Regions from separate parts of the Mus musculus genome. Here region 2 is linked to region 1. The links are chromatin loops, found by intact Hi-C in ENCODE. Cell type or tissue: heart. All regions are shown on one strand.

Evidence for each region. A loop is a pair of places that touch in the nucleus more often than their neighbours do. Peaks named below come from ENCODE experiments on the same cell type or tissue, not always from the same donor. Only the 100,000 strongest peaks of a DNase experiment are listed, where the experiment ranks them.
Region 2: it touches region 1 in a loop (4-fold over the local background); 9 of 42 quality-filtered maps call a loop at or near these places.

Annotation. Positions count from the first base shown.
Region 1 is chr7:83,628,694-83,636,693 of GRCm38, reverse strand. Stard5 (StAR-related lipid transfer (START) domain containing 5) reads right to left here and starts at 4,677. Exons shown (of 6, transcript NM_023377.4): 1 at 4,555-4,677; 2 at 3,909-3,958; 3 at 3,432-3,564. The coding sequence starts at 4,653. It overlaps Gm16638 (predicted gene, 16638), which reads left to right and starts at 4,853. Exons shown (of 4, transcript NR_166697.1): 1 at 4,853-5,928. In heart, a CTCF peak has its summit at 4,083 (motif pointing left); a DNase peak (open chromatin) is centred at 4,813; H3K4me3 peaks cover 2,640 bases; H3K27ac peaks cover 2,341 bases.
Region 2 is chr7:83,564,321-83,572,320 of GRCm38, reverse strand. No RefSeq gene overlaps it. Among named protein-coding and RNA genes, the nearest start is that of Tmc3, 17 kb to the left of the region's middle. In heart, no CTCF peak of the experiment used is centred here; DNase peaks (open chromatin) are centred at 6,180 and 7,250; H3K27ac peaks cover 312 bases.

The DNA of each region.
Region 1 (8,000 bases):
TCTGGGAAACGAAGTGCGTGGGCAACATGGGGAGCTGCAAGCAGGACGGAAGGAAGCCTCGGGGCACTTGGGCTCTTTCCAGCGGCTGCATTGAGGCCAAAATGATTTCATCGCTTTCCAAACAATTTCATCTCCATGTTTCTTTATAAAATAACTCACCTGAGAACAGTGTCCCTACAAAATGGGCCTCCTCCCCCACCCATCTAGTACCATCCTAGCTTGCAGTGCCCAGGGTACAAGATCTCTTGGGGTGCTACAGATCTTCAGGAATTATAACTGCAATATTTGACCATGGTGCCCCATACTGGGCTCAGCTCAATGTCAGTTTCCCTTTCTTAGGCACAGTCCAAGAAACAAGTCCATTTCTGAATTCCTGTATCTCGCTCGCAGCAGGCACAGTGGAAGTAATGGCCATCTTCTACAACCATAACCATCTTCTGGTTCCATCTGGAGCCTGAAGGAAAAGTCTAATTTTAAGAATATTGAAGACAGAAGCACTTGTTAGAGACGTGAGCTTACTCCGGGTTCATGTCTCATCCACACATCCTTTCCTTTACCCATCTTCTATTAAGAATTAGGATGCTCGAGGGCTGTCCAAATCACGCTCACAGACACTGTCTGGAAGGGTCTTTGCCCCCTTACCTTCAATGTTTCATTTAGTAGACAGGACCCAGACTTGTTACTGGAGTCTCTGCTTTTCAGGATGTGTAAGTCCCCTGGCAGTCTGTGCTTTCTCTCCCTCTGTGCCTAGTGTCCACTGAAGAGTGTGTCTCTCTGGCAACAAGCCAAATCTCTTCATGGGCACATGAATTAATGAGAACCAAGAGTTCCCACATATCTCATGCAGAGATAAAAAAAAAATTCTTTTCTTTTTGTGTTTAATCATTCTTCATCCAAATTTCTAATGTTACCTCAATAAATTACACTCATACCTCAATCTAGTACTTAAAAAAAAAAAGGCCTGTGATCAAAAGAAGTACATGATTAGAACAGTATTTTTAACTTATAAGAATATCTCTAATAAAATTTGGTGATGTCCAAAAAAACCAATGGGGGCAAAAATGGACTGGAAGGCCAGGCCTAATGGGGCAAGCTTGTACTTGCAAGGCAGAAGCAGGAGGATCAGCCTGGTCTATAATATTGAGTTCCAGGCCATGCAGGGCTACATAAAGAGACCCTGTCTTAAATTAAAAAAAAAAAAAATCAGTGGGCTATATAAAGCAAAGTGCAAGAAAAATAATTACATACTGATTAAGAAAAACGTACTTCCTGTTGGTGGCTTGCTTTGTTTATTGAATCAAAACACAGCCCTGGCCAGCCTGGTGTTCATGGTCTGGCTGACTCCAACTCCCAGATCCTCATATCTCCATGGCTGCTGGGATTACAGGTACGCAGCAATGGGGAACTTTTGTTTAAGTACTAGACTGAGGTATCAGAGTAATTTATTAAGGTAACATGATTACTTTCCTTCTGGCTTCTTTGTCTCTGTGCACTTGGCAGCTTCTCTTTCCCTCTGTCAGACTGTTTCTTCCCCCAGGTTTCAGGATAGGGAGCTTGTGGCCAGGAACAGAACACCTGGTAACTGCCTTGAAAGCACTGACAGGTTAGCCATTGTTATGGCTGCTCAGGTGTCAGCCTGTGGATTTCCTAGCTTTTCATTCTGTCCCACCAGCCACTGTGCTGACACCAAGAGGGGTGAGTGTGCTAGAGAGGTGGAGCCACTTTAGTTTCCAAAAGATGACCTGCAGGGCTCTGGGGGCAGCTTAGTGGGTAGTGCTTGCTGTGCCAGGGTGAGAAGCAGAACTTAGGTTCCCTAGAACCCACACACAAGCTGGTTGGGAGTGTTAGTTCAGCTGTAATCCCAGAAGGGAGTCAGAGGCAGGGGATTGCTGGAGTAAGCTGGCTAGACCTGTAAGCTCCAGACTCATCAAGAGACTTTGCCTTTAATCCCCACACTCAGGAGGCAGAGGCAGGCGGATTTCTGTGTTCGAGGCCAGCCTGGTCTACAAAGTGAGTTCCAGGACAGCCTGGGCTATACAGAGAAATCCTGCCTTGAAAAAACAAACAAACAAACAAAAACAAAAACAAAAACAAAAACAAAAGGTATTAACCAAGGGCTGCTCAACTTCACCATTTATGCGTAATGATTTGTATACACTCTTTGCATTGTTTATTTTTTTCTTTTCTGATGCTGGTTTCACTTAATCCAGAATAAGAAAATCCTATCAATTTATTGTGGTTTCTCAAATGTTTCCACTTAGACCAGCTGGCTTTTATAAAGGAAGTTATTTAACTGTAAATGGGGAAAAAAATGAAAGAAAGAAGAAAGAACAACTTGTCATAAATTAAAGGTAACTTCAAATTACACGCGGAATTGCTAGAGTCAGATTCCCAGCCCAGGGCGCCGATTCATCTCTTACGGGGAAAGCAACAGCTAAATAGTATCCAAGGCACATTAGTGCCTGAGGTTCACTCTCCTCTTCTTGGTACCAGAGGGCTGAAAGAAGAGTTGAAACACGGCATCATCGTCACCGTGTGTTTCAGTTCTGTCTCTGACATAAACTCCTATGGATAACAGACTGACTGAAATGAGGATTCTGGGTCGGAGCAAAGACACCTGGCTCCACAGCTTGCAAAACACTGCAAGGTTTCACAATGCAACCTGCTTATGTAAGCACCAGACATGATAGCGCCAGACAGAGCCTAGAAGCCAACACTAAGATGCCATTCAAACCACATAGGTCTGCTCACCCAGAGTTACTTGCACATCTGTTTCCACTGTGATTTTCTATTCTTCTGAGTTTTCTATAGTCAAAAATGAAGCAACGATCTTACAGTTGTAGGTGATGCCAGGACAGGTCCATCAAGATCGGAGCTGTCTCCCATAACACTTCCTACCTCACGTGGCTATTTGAATTTACATTTATATTTGTTAAAATGAATAATTCATTTCTTCAAACCAGCCACCTTTTCATGCTCTATGGCCCCATGGAATTGAGGCTGCCACACTAGACAAGGCAGTTGGCAGAGCAACGTTGCTGTATCCCAAGGCTTTCTGCTGGGTAGGGCTGGTCTGCAGGATGAACGCTTTCCTGAAGGAGACTTGTAGTGGTCCCGCTGTGGGCAAAGGACCAAAGTGGCTCTGTTAAGAGACAATGCTTCAAACTAGATCTGTTGGTGTAAATCCAGGCCTGCCTCTTTGTCTGGGGAGGCCAAGCCTTGCCCTGCAATTCCTCAGCTATAGTCTGTAGATTCTGCTGAGGGTTTCTTAGTCTCTCAGAGACACATTGTTTCCTGCCAGGGACAAGGCTGGACTCGTCTGCATGGCACTCCTCTTGCCTACAGATGTTATAGATCCCTCTTCAGAGAGGTGGGGTCGGGGTGTTGCAGCAAGACAAGACACTACAGATAACACAGCCAGAGACACTTACATCCGTGATGCTCTGGACAATTTCAAAGCTGCTCACATTATCATCCCACTTCTCCCGGAGGCCCGAAGCAACTGGCTTTATGCAATCCCACACCTCTTCTGGTGTCCCACACAGAATCCCTTCTCCTCGGTACCTAGAATGGAGAGGAATTTGATCCACCGAGTCAATTAAACTTGTTTATCTTAGGATTTTATCTCAGGTCTATTACATTTTTGTTCTGGTTCTAGGACTTGCTGACAGAAAACGGCCTAAAATATGCTAGCCCATCTCCCCTCTAGCCTGCATAAACAAACAGGTACAAAGTCCTCACAGAACACAGCTTGCTAGAAACGATTCAAAACACAAGCTAATGCTTTTCTGGAAGGTAACTAGTGATCACAGAAGGCTGGGGCGGATTGGTATCTTTCATGATGCAACCCCAGAGACACCAGGACGGGAGTAAGGTTCTGACAGACTTTGTTAAAAGTGCGCACTTACAGATTCCCTGGAAACTCCTCAGATGGCCTCCAGGAAATTGAAACTCCATTCTGTCAAAAGGCATAGGATTGTAGAATTTTAGAGCTAGAGGAAGTCTTGGAGAGGAGATCTCAAGACTTGATTCCCCAAGGTCACCCAACCTGTTCCTGGCACAGTTGGGGTAACTGCCCCCTACTGCAGGCGATGAGCAGAGCGATCCTGGCTGGCTGATTCCTGGAGCTGTGGGAGTCTCTCCAGTCGCCTTAATGCCACCAAGAACTTTTTGTTTTCTCAAGCAATTTAAGGCTTTTTTTTTTTTTTTTTTTTTTTTAAATCAGAAGCGCCAAGGAAGGAAACTATTTCCCTGTCACTCCCTGGGAGAGGGATTGTGCAACAATGAACGGAGGAAAGACTTGGTACTTGGAGTTTCAGATCCAATCCTAACCTCCTAGCAGTCAGATGACCTTGAGTGGGTTTCGAAATGAAAGGGGCAGAGACCTCCAGGAGTCCCAGAGAGCATCAACCCGCAGTGGAATCAGTTTCTCAACCCACCTCTGGGGTCCAGGGTGCGGATAATCTCGGGGAGAGGAGAAGCCTAGGAGTTTGGAGGACTCCAAACCCTGCGAGCAGTCTCCAGACCCCTTTTCCCGCCCAGTCCCTCACTCACGCCTTCCCGACACTTCTTCCAGCCCGACGCGTCCCGCCGGTACCGGAGCACCTTCTCTGCCACCGCCTCACTCTCTTGCGTGGCCCAGGACGGGTCCATTCCGCCAACGTGCAGGCTCCCAGCTGTGCCACACAGGTTCTGCTGGGAGGAAAGCTGGGCCTTGGGCGGAGCCTGGAGCCCCGCCCCGAGCTCCGCCTCTCTTTCTGAATTGGTTTTCGCTCTCAGACAATTCCGTCCTTTCTTGATATTGGCCCGCCCTGCGCAGTAAGCGTCATCTCTGGGCGGGTCTCAGGCAGCTCCTTCTCCGCCACTGCAGGCTTTGGGCAGAGGCAGGAACCAGCTAGCTTAAGGAGTTTGGATGTTTACCCCTTGGTGCTGAGGTGCTTTCGGCCCCCAGTGAAACCGTGCAAACAACTTCGTAGTGGGATTCTGCAGGGTGGCCCGGAGAATGTGGAGGAGCCGGCCGGAGGTGGAGGTAGGCAGGAGGGGTACACACCAGTGTCAGTTCAGGAGGCCTGCACAGGAATGTCTGCTTCTGATAACAGAAACCGAAGCGATTCCCAATTTTATTTTATTTTATTTTTCCCCCTTGAGTAGCTAAATGCCTTTTCTGAGTAAAGGAAGAGACAACTTCGAATGGGTGGAGGAAGAAGCTGAAACCAATGTCAGATCTATTTAGTTCTAGACACCCAGGGAGCTCTTGATAGATATACATATCCAGCAGACAGCACTATGCATTGACGCCAGGTGGAGACCTCAGCTTTCCCTTGAGAGATATAATCCAGATTCTGGACATGGAAGCAGGAAGACCACTCATTAAAGGTCTGCCTGGGAAATTTAATGAGGCCAGCAGCTCAAAATAAAAGAAGTAGAAAGAGGGCTAGTGACATAGTGCAATAGTAGCATGCTCACCCAGCATGTGCCCTATCCCAGCATCATTAAATAGGCAAATAAATAAGCAGACTATTGGCAACTTCTGAACACAGAGGCAACCAGGCCCGTGGGAGAGTGTGGACTGGTATCCCCTCTGTAAGAGCAGCCCAGGTTCTCTCCTCTTCAAGCCTATTTCCAACTGATTGTTTGTAACCTCTCCATTATTTCCTCCAAAGACAAGGAAGGATGTGACTTGAAAGTCCCCTTTGGAAGAAAAGAGGGGCTGGCTGGCTGGGAAAGCAATTGGGCACCTGGAGCTCCAGTCCCAATATTGACTATGTAGGTTTGGGCAGGACTCTAAACATCTTTGAGATTTTCACAGACGTGAAATGTTATAATAACATGTATCTCCCTGGGCTACTGTGAAGAGTCCATGAAGAAGAGCATGTGAATTCTTCTGAGAGTCATAAAATAGATGGTTCACTCTGCCGTACTTTAAAGGTGAGTAGAATCATAAATGATAATCCGAGATAACGTTGAGATATGGTTTGACTAAAAGTCAACTGTTTGGCTCTTTAAACAAGGCTTTAAATTGTTAAGAACTGTTAAGAAAACTTAAGCAAAAAAAGAAAGCATCATACATGGAGAGATGCTTTGTGGCAAAATAAATGACCATGATACAAAAAGATGCAGAACCCTGGTTGTAGGGAATTACAGATCAAACAAGGGGACCTGTTTAGTGGACAAACAGGACAAGATTTGTTAGTACCTGCTTTACTCACAGTACCGAGAAAGGGTTTTTCTATACTGGGTGAGAGCTTGCATGCTCTCACCCAAACCAAGCAGTGATACACATGAACAGTTACATATTGACAGGTACATATTAACTTTCTCTTCAACACAACAATCTTACTTACACAGAAGCACGGACAATTGCCCTTGTAATGGAAACTAACTTATTTGCCAATGCATTAAGATACCCATTATGTGGGTTATGATGTTCCCATCAAACTCATGTAACACAGCTGAGAGAACTGAGGCTGGGCCCTGGAGGACTGCTCAAGAGAGCAGAGGGCCAGACTGGGTCTAACCACATGGCTTTATAGGAGGCAGCTCTTCTCATTGACAGCCATTTGCTGTTGGAGGGACATGGATAGATTTAAAGCTTAACTGAATACAATGTGCGTTCTTATCTTTCTCTAAATGTGATCACTGTTTAAGATGGTCATCTGTTACAGCAGGTAAGCAAGCCAAATATATGAGTTTCAACTCATGAGGGCAACAGTGTTGTGAATACAAAGGTCTGTGCTTGGAAGCCATGCATGGTGGTGCATGCTTGTAATCCTAGCACTCAGGAGGCAGAGGAGGGAAGATTGCCACAAGTCTGTTGCTTGCTTGCTATACATAATGAGCTATGTAGGGCCACAGAGTATAACAAGAGAGAGAGAGAGAGAGAGAGAGAGAGAGAGAGAGAGAGAGAGAGAGAGAGAGAGAGGGAGGGGAGATACAGTTCAGCTAGACAACATTTGCATACTATTCTCAAGGCTTTGGATTGCATTTCCAGCACTGAAAAAATACAATATAAAAGTAACTTAAAAAAAGAAAAAGCTAGCACTCATCAGATCTTTCAAGTCACACATTGTGTTGGCAAGTATTTAGCACTGATGGCAAATGAGTAGCCATCTGAGACCTTAAAGTTTTCTCATTATTTTACTTGAAAAGTGAGAAAAGCGATAGTGCTAGCAGTTGAAATGAAGGCCAAATGGCTTAACAAGGAATAGTAATTCGAATGGCACTTGATGTAAAGTAAACATTCACACACCATACCATATGTATGAACGTGTGTGCGAATTTGTTAATGTCTATATGGATCTGTGAACCACATGAGGATGTTATTGTATATTGGCTAGGTTTGTGTATCAATTTAATATAAGCTAGAGTCATCAGAGAGGAAGGAGTCTCCATGAAATCCAGTTGTAAAGTATTTTCTCAATTGGTGATTTGTGGGGGAGGGCCCAGACCACTGTGGGTAGGGCCATCCCTGGGCTGGTGGACCTGGGTTCTATAAGAAAGCAGATTGTGAGTCAGCCAGTAAGCAGCACCCCTCCAGGGCTTCTGCATCAGCTCCTGCCTCCAAGTTCCAGCCCTGCTTGAGTTCCTCTCCTGACTTCACCTAATGATGGACTATGATCTGGAAGTGTAAGTCAAATAAACCCTATCCTCCCCAACATGCTTTTTGGCCATGATGTTTCATAACAGCAATAGAAACCCTAACTGAGACATCAGTCATACGCAGTACGTACAACAGTGTTCCCACGAGATAGTGTTGCCCAGTGACATTGTAGACCTCTTGCTCTTCATAACACCCTACAACATCCATGCAAGGACAAAATCACTTCATGACACACCTCTCAGGACATTTCTCCACAGAGCATTGCATGCTAGGGATGTTGGTGTGTCCCATTACTCAGAATGTTCCAGTCTAGTAAGCTGTGATTTTAGAACAGTGCAGAGTAAGCCAGACACTTCCCTTTCATTTTAAATCATCATATGCTGCTTCATTATTGCATTTT
Region 2 (8,000 bases), 64 kb after region 1:
GTCTTACAAGCCCACACCATCCTAAGGTTAAAGTACAAGTCATTAACTTGGTGTATTCTAGGAGAAGATGATGTGGCCTGGACAAGAAGAATGCGAAGATCTTTCTGTATAATACAGAGTGAATTAGAATATTCGCTCATTATTCCTCCCACAAACTGGCTTAGAACGACATCCTCTGGGCATGACACAGCTTCTGCACTTTTGAACTCAGCAGCTGTGATTTCTCTAAGGAGATTTGCACATGACTAGGCTTTCTGTTACAAAGGAAGGGAGAGGCTTATAAGAACTATAAGGAGCTAACCAAGGGAATGGTGAGAATGGAGAGAGGCATCAGTGGTTGAAAGCACTTGTTGCTCTTCCAGAGGATCCAGGTTTAGTTCCCAGCATCTACATAGTGGCTCATAAGCATCCTTCACAACAGCTCAAAGAGATAGGATCCCTCTTCTGGCTTTTTCTAGCACCCACTAAAGAGGCACCCAGATATACATGCAGGAAAAAAAGTCTACAGACACACACACAGACACACACAGTGACACACAGACACATACTCACAGAGACACACAGACACACACACACACAGAGACACACACTCACAGACACACACACACACACACACACACACACACACACACAAATAGGAGAGAGACATAAGACCTTCAGCCCCAGGACTTACTTATTAGCTAACTGTTGATGGGGAAGAGTAATTTTTTCTTCAGTTGTGTAGCCTTCAGTTGCCTTTGCTTCTGTGAGTAAGCCCTTACGCATATTCCCGTACTCAGATTAAATTCACCGATTCACCAAAATGTATGAGGAAGGAATCATTCCTTTGTTTCTCCCGTTGGTGTTCTATCTGGGTGAGTTAACGTTCATTTAGTAAAGCTTCATGCTCTCACAAACATTTAGTAACTTCTATCTGACCCAGTATACTTCCTTAGGAAATGAGAAGAAAGTATGCAACACCCCCTCCCTTCCCCTAGAAGCAGCTTGCCGAAGACTAAGCAGAACGAGGTCATGGTTTTGCTGGGCAGATGCTTGGAACTGAGGAAGGGAAGAGGAAGGGAGGGGAGGAGGGCTGCCTAGCTTCAGTCTTCAGGGGTAAGTTCGTGTTCTGAAAGCACAGTGGTAGGCAAGTGAGGACATAGGCTGGCCAGTCAGGACAGAAACCTTCAATGGCCTGTGGGGGCAGATGAGATCTGCTGTACTTCTCTGGCTGTTAAGACCATGCCTCAGAACCTAGACAGCCTACTTGTTCATTCCCAGGCCATGTTGGCAGGAGACACCAGCAGCCATGGAGTCTGGACTCCTGAAGACCAGAGAAGATGCAGATCAAAGGAATCAGAACCTGCAGCTTAGCTTATGGCCATCCAGGAAACCTGAGCTGTGGGAGTTTATGGCTCAGAAAGTCCTTAGAACATGGATGAAGACAAATGAAGGTTTATAGAAGGTCTGAAGTTCATTAAATAAAGCCTTCATTCATTCGTTCGTTCATCCATCCATCCATCTACCCACCCAGCTACCTATTCATTCATTCATTCATTCATTCATTCATTCAGTAATTTGTTGATCAATAGTGATTGGTGCTCACAATATGCCACTCTGTTCACTAATGTCTAGGACATAGTTGCAGGTGATTTAGCTTGTTTGGTGCTGCTATAACAGGCTACCTAAGACAAGGTAACTTATAAGGAACATAGATTTATTTCTCACAGTTCTAGAAGCTAGAAAGTCCAAGACCAAGGGGTATGCATATAATGAGGGCAATCATGCTGTATCATCTCTTGGTGGAAGCCAAGAGGCTGAGATGGGACAAGAAAGAGAGTTGGCCAGTGTGTACCTTTCTCTTTCTTTTTATAACACCATTGATCCTATCATCTGATACCTCCTTGGCCTGAAGACTGAATCTATCCCCCTATACCTTCCAGAGTCCCCAGCCACATATGAATTTGGGAACTGTGTCCATCAATCACACACAATCAAGGAATGTGTTTAGACTATAGTACCAGGTATCACTGGGCTCTTCTGTGAATCTCATGTCATGGTTCTGGCCAGCCAGGTCTTTCCCTGCTGTTTATACAGCATCAGTTTATACAGTATCCTATCACGGAACCACACAGTCCAGTCAGCTTTTCTGTAAACTTCACAGCATTCTCTGTGTCAAGGCAACTCTTGCTCTGCTATTGTCCTGTGTGCTTTCCTGGATGCATGCCAAAAAAGGAGAAGGATGCTGTCTTAGTTGGGGGGCTCTCTATTGCTGTGATAAAACACCATGACAACTATAAAAGAAAGAATCTATTTGTGCTTACAGTTTCATAGGCTCAAGAGTCCATGATGGTAGAAGGAAGGTAGGAACAGCTGAACTCATATCTTGATTCCATGAGCATGAGGCAGAGAGTGCTGACTCAAAATAATCTTTTGAAACCTTAAAATCCCATCCCCAGAAACATAAACTCTCCAGCAGGGCCACATCTTCTAATCTTTTCCAAACAAGCCACCAACTAGAGACCAAGTATTCAAACATCAGCCTATGGGGCCATTCTAATTCTAACCACCACAGACCACCTTTTAGGAAACTTTGTAGACACAGAATACTTGAAGCCACCTTAAGATCGGTAGCTCCACCCTCTAAAATTTGGGGGATTGATTTCTCATGTTTACATTGACATTTGGGGATCCAGATCTGGCTGGCATGGCAATACCTGGAGCTGTGTGAGGTCCCTGGAAGCCATCTTTTCCATAATTTCTGCAGAATTAATTGCAAACCTCATACACAGGATCAGAAAACACCACCACCACCACCTCTGCTTCTTGTGTTTGATTCTTGGCAAAATCTGGCTTATTGGTACACACGTATGTTTTTGTGTGTTTAAAATGGAGTTATGATTTTCTCAGTGCTGAAGGAAGTCCTATGTCTTTCACTAAAACTTGAATGTCTTTCTATCTTATGACTCAAATAGGTTGATTTTGGAATTCTCCTGTGACAGGGAAAGTAATATGCTTCAGAGGGTCTAGGTGCTGGTAGTTAGAAGCTGTTATGTTTTTTAAACAATATGAGTAGAGTGGACAGCTACCCCTCCAGGTAGAAGCGGTGGGGCCTATAGTGAATAATATTTCAGTTTCACTTTTCCTACAGCAGCAACTAAGAAGGCAAAACATGTAATGGAGATGCAGGATGACAGGGCTGACCTCAGCCTGGGTCCCTGAGAGACCTAAGCAAAGCTCTGCTGACATTTGCACAGGCCACAAGTGAGGAAGAAGACTGTACTGTAAGCCTCTCATCGGCTGGAGTCATCTGCTTCCACTCTGTAGCTGACCTAACATACCTTCTGCTCTCTCAATTTCTGCTTCCTTTCCTGGCTCCATAATTTGCTCAAGCCATCTGTCTGCTTATGGAGCCATTTGCCCTCTTCCGGGTTTATAAAATTTTATGTGTCCTGCATGGTCTATTTCAGGTTATCATTTGCCCAAGGATCACCCCAGTCTCTAGATCCTCTTGGTCAGTGTTGGTCATACGCTTCTCTAGTGATAGGAAGAAGAGTGTGTTCCATTTATACCAATTGCCTGCATACTTCCCTTAACTCAGAGCCCCTTGCCCACGTCTGATTCATTCAGAAACCTGAGAGCACAGCTCAGCAGTCCATGGGAGCTATAAGAGAACCTTAGTTTGTCTGGACCAAGTCTCATGAAGATAATACTGTGTGAAATAATTTTTAGTCCTCTGTTTTATGTAAAACAGTGGAAGGAAATGGAAAGCAGAAAACAACAGCAATAGCAATTTTTTCTTACATGAAGAAATGTGATGTTTAGAGTATATGAACAGCAAGCACATATGGCTGGAGAAGATAGCAGAGGGAAGACTGATGCTTTCTGAATGCCAGAGTGAGAATTAGCAGACACTTGGTAGATCAGACCCCCTTTGAAAACCTATCCTGTGGCTCCCAGATTCTCCTCCATGCGGGTCGGGTCAAGAGCTGAACTGGAGATTAATCAAAGCTGCTTAGTAGGCACAGAAGTTTCTTACCGCTGGGAATATCCCAGCGCTAACCAAGACAAAGTCTCCATCTTGTGGCTGCATTCAGATCTGCATCCACTCTTAGTTCAGCACCAAGAAGGCAGAAAGTTCGGCAAAGGTCAGGGACATCTGTTTGCAACAGAAACACATTTCTGTCATTTAAATACAGGGAGGTGGGTTCATCCACAGCAACTGGGCAGGAATTCCCACTTTCACCCCTCACCGTGTATTTGTTCTCTAAAGTTGAACGGCACCCCTGTATCTGCCGTTCCACACTCCCTGACCTATGTTCTCTTTCCCTACCTCTAAAGCTGCTGCGTCCACCTCGGCCGGCCGGCAAGGAAGACACAACATGGTCGGATTCTTCTCAACAGCCTTTATTGCAGGAACGTCTCAATGCTGCTATGGGGACCCCGGGAACCCAGGGAGGTTTGCTTAAATACTCTCAGCCCCCCTCCACTCACGGCAGGCCACGCCACCTCACCATGCACACAGCTTCAGCCAATCAGGGCGGCAGGGGCATGTCTCCACCAAATATGGACTTGTTTACACCGCCAGCATCATGGTGCACCTGCACAGTTCTCACGATGGTCGTGGCTTATTTTCAGGTGTATGAGGAAGTCAGGTGCAAGTCATAAGACTTAGCTGCAGTCCTGGGCGCCATCTTGGGACTGCTGCCACACCCGCTCCTTACATAAAGCCAGCAAGGTAACAACTCACGTAGGTCTCTGATTGCCTTCCTATTCTCCCACCCCCACCCTCATGCCAAGTCCACGGAGATCACCCGGGAAAAATCTCACTATCACAGGACCCACAGTTTAATCACATTTAGAAAGTCATATTTGCCCTAGAAGAAAACTTCCTCAGCTTCTAGGGTAAGGCTCACTGTTTTGTGGACCATTGTTCAGCCTACTGTGGGGAGGAAGAGAAAAGGGTCTGTGGGAGTATAACGGTGAGCATGGTGGCCCCTTACAGCCCATTCTTTGCCCACACTGGACTATAGCCATAACTGGCCACTCACTGTCTTTAGTGCTGTCTTTAGAGCGCCCAGAGTGGTTTCTGGATAGTAAGTCCAGGGTTAGGGCCACCCTCCCTGCTGAGTACTCCTCTTGGGAATGGATGCTCAAACCAGTACCAGGCAGCCCAGGATACCCCTACCGCCACTATCATCACTGTGAAAAGAGAATTTATCTTTGTGTCGACTGTCTGGAGGGACAATAAAGGTCAACAGGCTGTCTTTATAAAGGACTGTAACCTTGTGTTTGTTTGTGAGCCTCTATTTGACTTTTTTTTTTTTAATTATGTATGTAATGGCTTGGGGATGGCCCTGTTACTGAAGTCTTTGCCATGAGAGCATGAGGATTTGAATTGGCTTTGCAGAACCTATGTTAAAAAGCCAGACATGGTGGTGACATGTTCTTGTAACTCCAGGATTGGAGGAAGTGACAAACAGATTCTGGGGGCTGCCAGTCAATCTAGTCTCCCTGGTGAATGGCACATCAATGAAGCCCTTATCTTAAAGACAAGGTAGACAGTGGATAGAACATCAAAGCTTAATCTCTGACCCCTAAGGCACGCATGTATTCACGCACACACAGGCACCCATGTGGATAAGTGAATACACACCCCACACAAACACAAACTATGTGCTTTTATTATCTGGGAGGTTTTTTAAATTAAAGTAAAAAATATACTTAAAAAGACAGAACTAATAAAAGCAGTGCACTTTCAAGGTAATGAGATCGCTGTTCAAAATATCTTGTGTTTTATTATCGTTTTTTTTTTTTTAATTGTTTCAGAAGTATATTGGCTCCAAGGAGAATTCCCCATAGGGTTATCTGAAGACAATGGCTGTGGTTCTGCCTGATACGTTCTGTCTACTGTAGACATTGTCTAAATCAGAACTCATTTTGGTCCTCAGGCTTTATACTCAGCAAACAGCAAGCTCTTCCTAAGGCTGAACTGACCAATTCTCTTTCTTTTTTGAAGGATCCCTCCTGTTAGAGAGTTCCTGTAATTATTTGTGACATATTCTTTGTGGGTCATTTCCTGGAACTAATAATAGATGCGGAGTGGCTTCTATTCAGTACCGATGAGTATGAGGAACGCCCTCTCTGAACATGTTATTCAAAAATCAGGACTTCTTCCCCGGGCTGGAGGCCAGAGCCTCCTGCGGGGAACGAGTCCACACAACAGCTAGCTCAGCATGTGCTGGGGTTCGTTTCCTGTCCTTTGAACTTGGTGCTGGGTCATCCAAAGAGGGCTCCTCTGTCTTCCTTGGTGTTCTGAGAAACAAGTTGCTTTTCCATCTCACTTTTTGCTCTACTGTCCTGTCCCACTTGCTTTGGCATGATGGAGAGAGAGAGAGAGAGAGAGAGAGAGAGAGAGAGAGAGAGAGAGAGAGAGAGAGAGAGAGAGAGAGAGAGAGCGCAAGAGCAGAGGGAAGGCCAATGCTTTCTGAATGGCAGAGTGAGAATTAGGAGACCCATGTTAGATTGGACCCTTTTTGAAAACCTATCCTGTGACTCCAGGCTTCTTCTCCTCTCCGGAGTGTGTCAATTGTTTTTTTTTTTTTGTTTGTTTTGTTTTTTTCCCAGGCCTGGACTCAGGGATGCTCACAGCTGGACAAGGATTCTTCAGTGTCTCCCCAACAGAGGCAGCAGCGCCTGTTAGAAACCCTTTGACCTACTTTCATAACACAGCAGAAAAAGTAATTCCAGTTTCAAGAAAGTCAGGACTCAAATCCCTTACTTAAAGATTAAAAGAGGTCTCTAAAAAGACCTCAGGGTTCGGACTGGAGAAGTAGTTCAGTGGTTAAGAGCCAGTTGTTGCTTCTGTAGAGGACCTGGGTTGGATTGTCAGCACCCACATGGTGAGTCACAAACATTTACAAACTCAGTTCCAGGGGATCTAACACACTCTTCAGACCTCTGTGGACAACAGGCATAGACGTAGTACACACACACGCACACACACACACACACACACACACACACACACACAAGGGAAAACGGTCACATAAATAAGATGACTAACTTTTTAACAATTTATTTTAAGAAGTAAAATTAAAACTCAGGTCATGTTTCTCAAGGCGAGTGCAGTGTCCGTTTATTTGTATTAGAATCAGTTTTGTTTTGTATTTTTTTTTTTTTTTTTGAAGAAGATGCTTAACTGCAGCCTGCGAGGCAGCTGTTCTCAACTGACTGCCCCGCCCAGGCCTCAGATTGCCTCAGTGTGTGGGTGGTGAATGACATTTCCTCCCGGAAGACCATGTAGATCGGACCTACACTGTGGCTGAGTCTCAGCCCACACACAATATTGTGTACTTAATGCCACTGGCCTTTTAAAACCAAGAGAGTCTCCTAGAAATAGGATATAACATCCCGACCACGGTTTCCCTCCTTCGTCTCCTCCCCTGCCCACCTCTCTTCTCCCCCAGATCCACACCTCCTTTGTTTCCCTTCAGAAGAGTGCAGGGATCTCGACCAGACAGACATATGGAGTTACAGTAAGACTGGGCATCTCCCCTTATGTTAAGGCTGGATGAGGCAACCCAGTGGGAGGAAAAGGGGCTCCAAAGCAGGCAGGAGTCAGAGCAGGCCTCACTCCCACTGTTAGGGGTCCCACAAAAGACCAACGTAGACAATCGTAATATATATGTAGAAAGCTTAGGTCAGACCCACGTAGGATCCCTGGTTATTGGTTTAGTCTCCGAGAGCCCCTGCGAGCCCAAGTTAGTTGATTCTGCGGGGTTTCTTGTGGGGTCATGTCCTTGACACCCTGGCTTCTACAATCCTTCCTTTCCCTTTTTCACAGGATTCTCTGAGCTCTGCTTAATGTTTGGCTGTGGGCCTCTGCATCTGCTCCCATCAGTTTCTAGAAGAAGCCTCTGGTGATGATTATGCTAGGGTCCCATCTATGAATATAACAGGATATGATTAGTGACCATTTCTTTGACTTTTTTTTTTCTTTCCTTTTTGCTAGTCCTCTG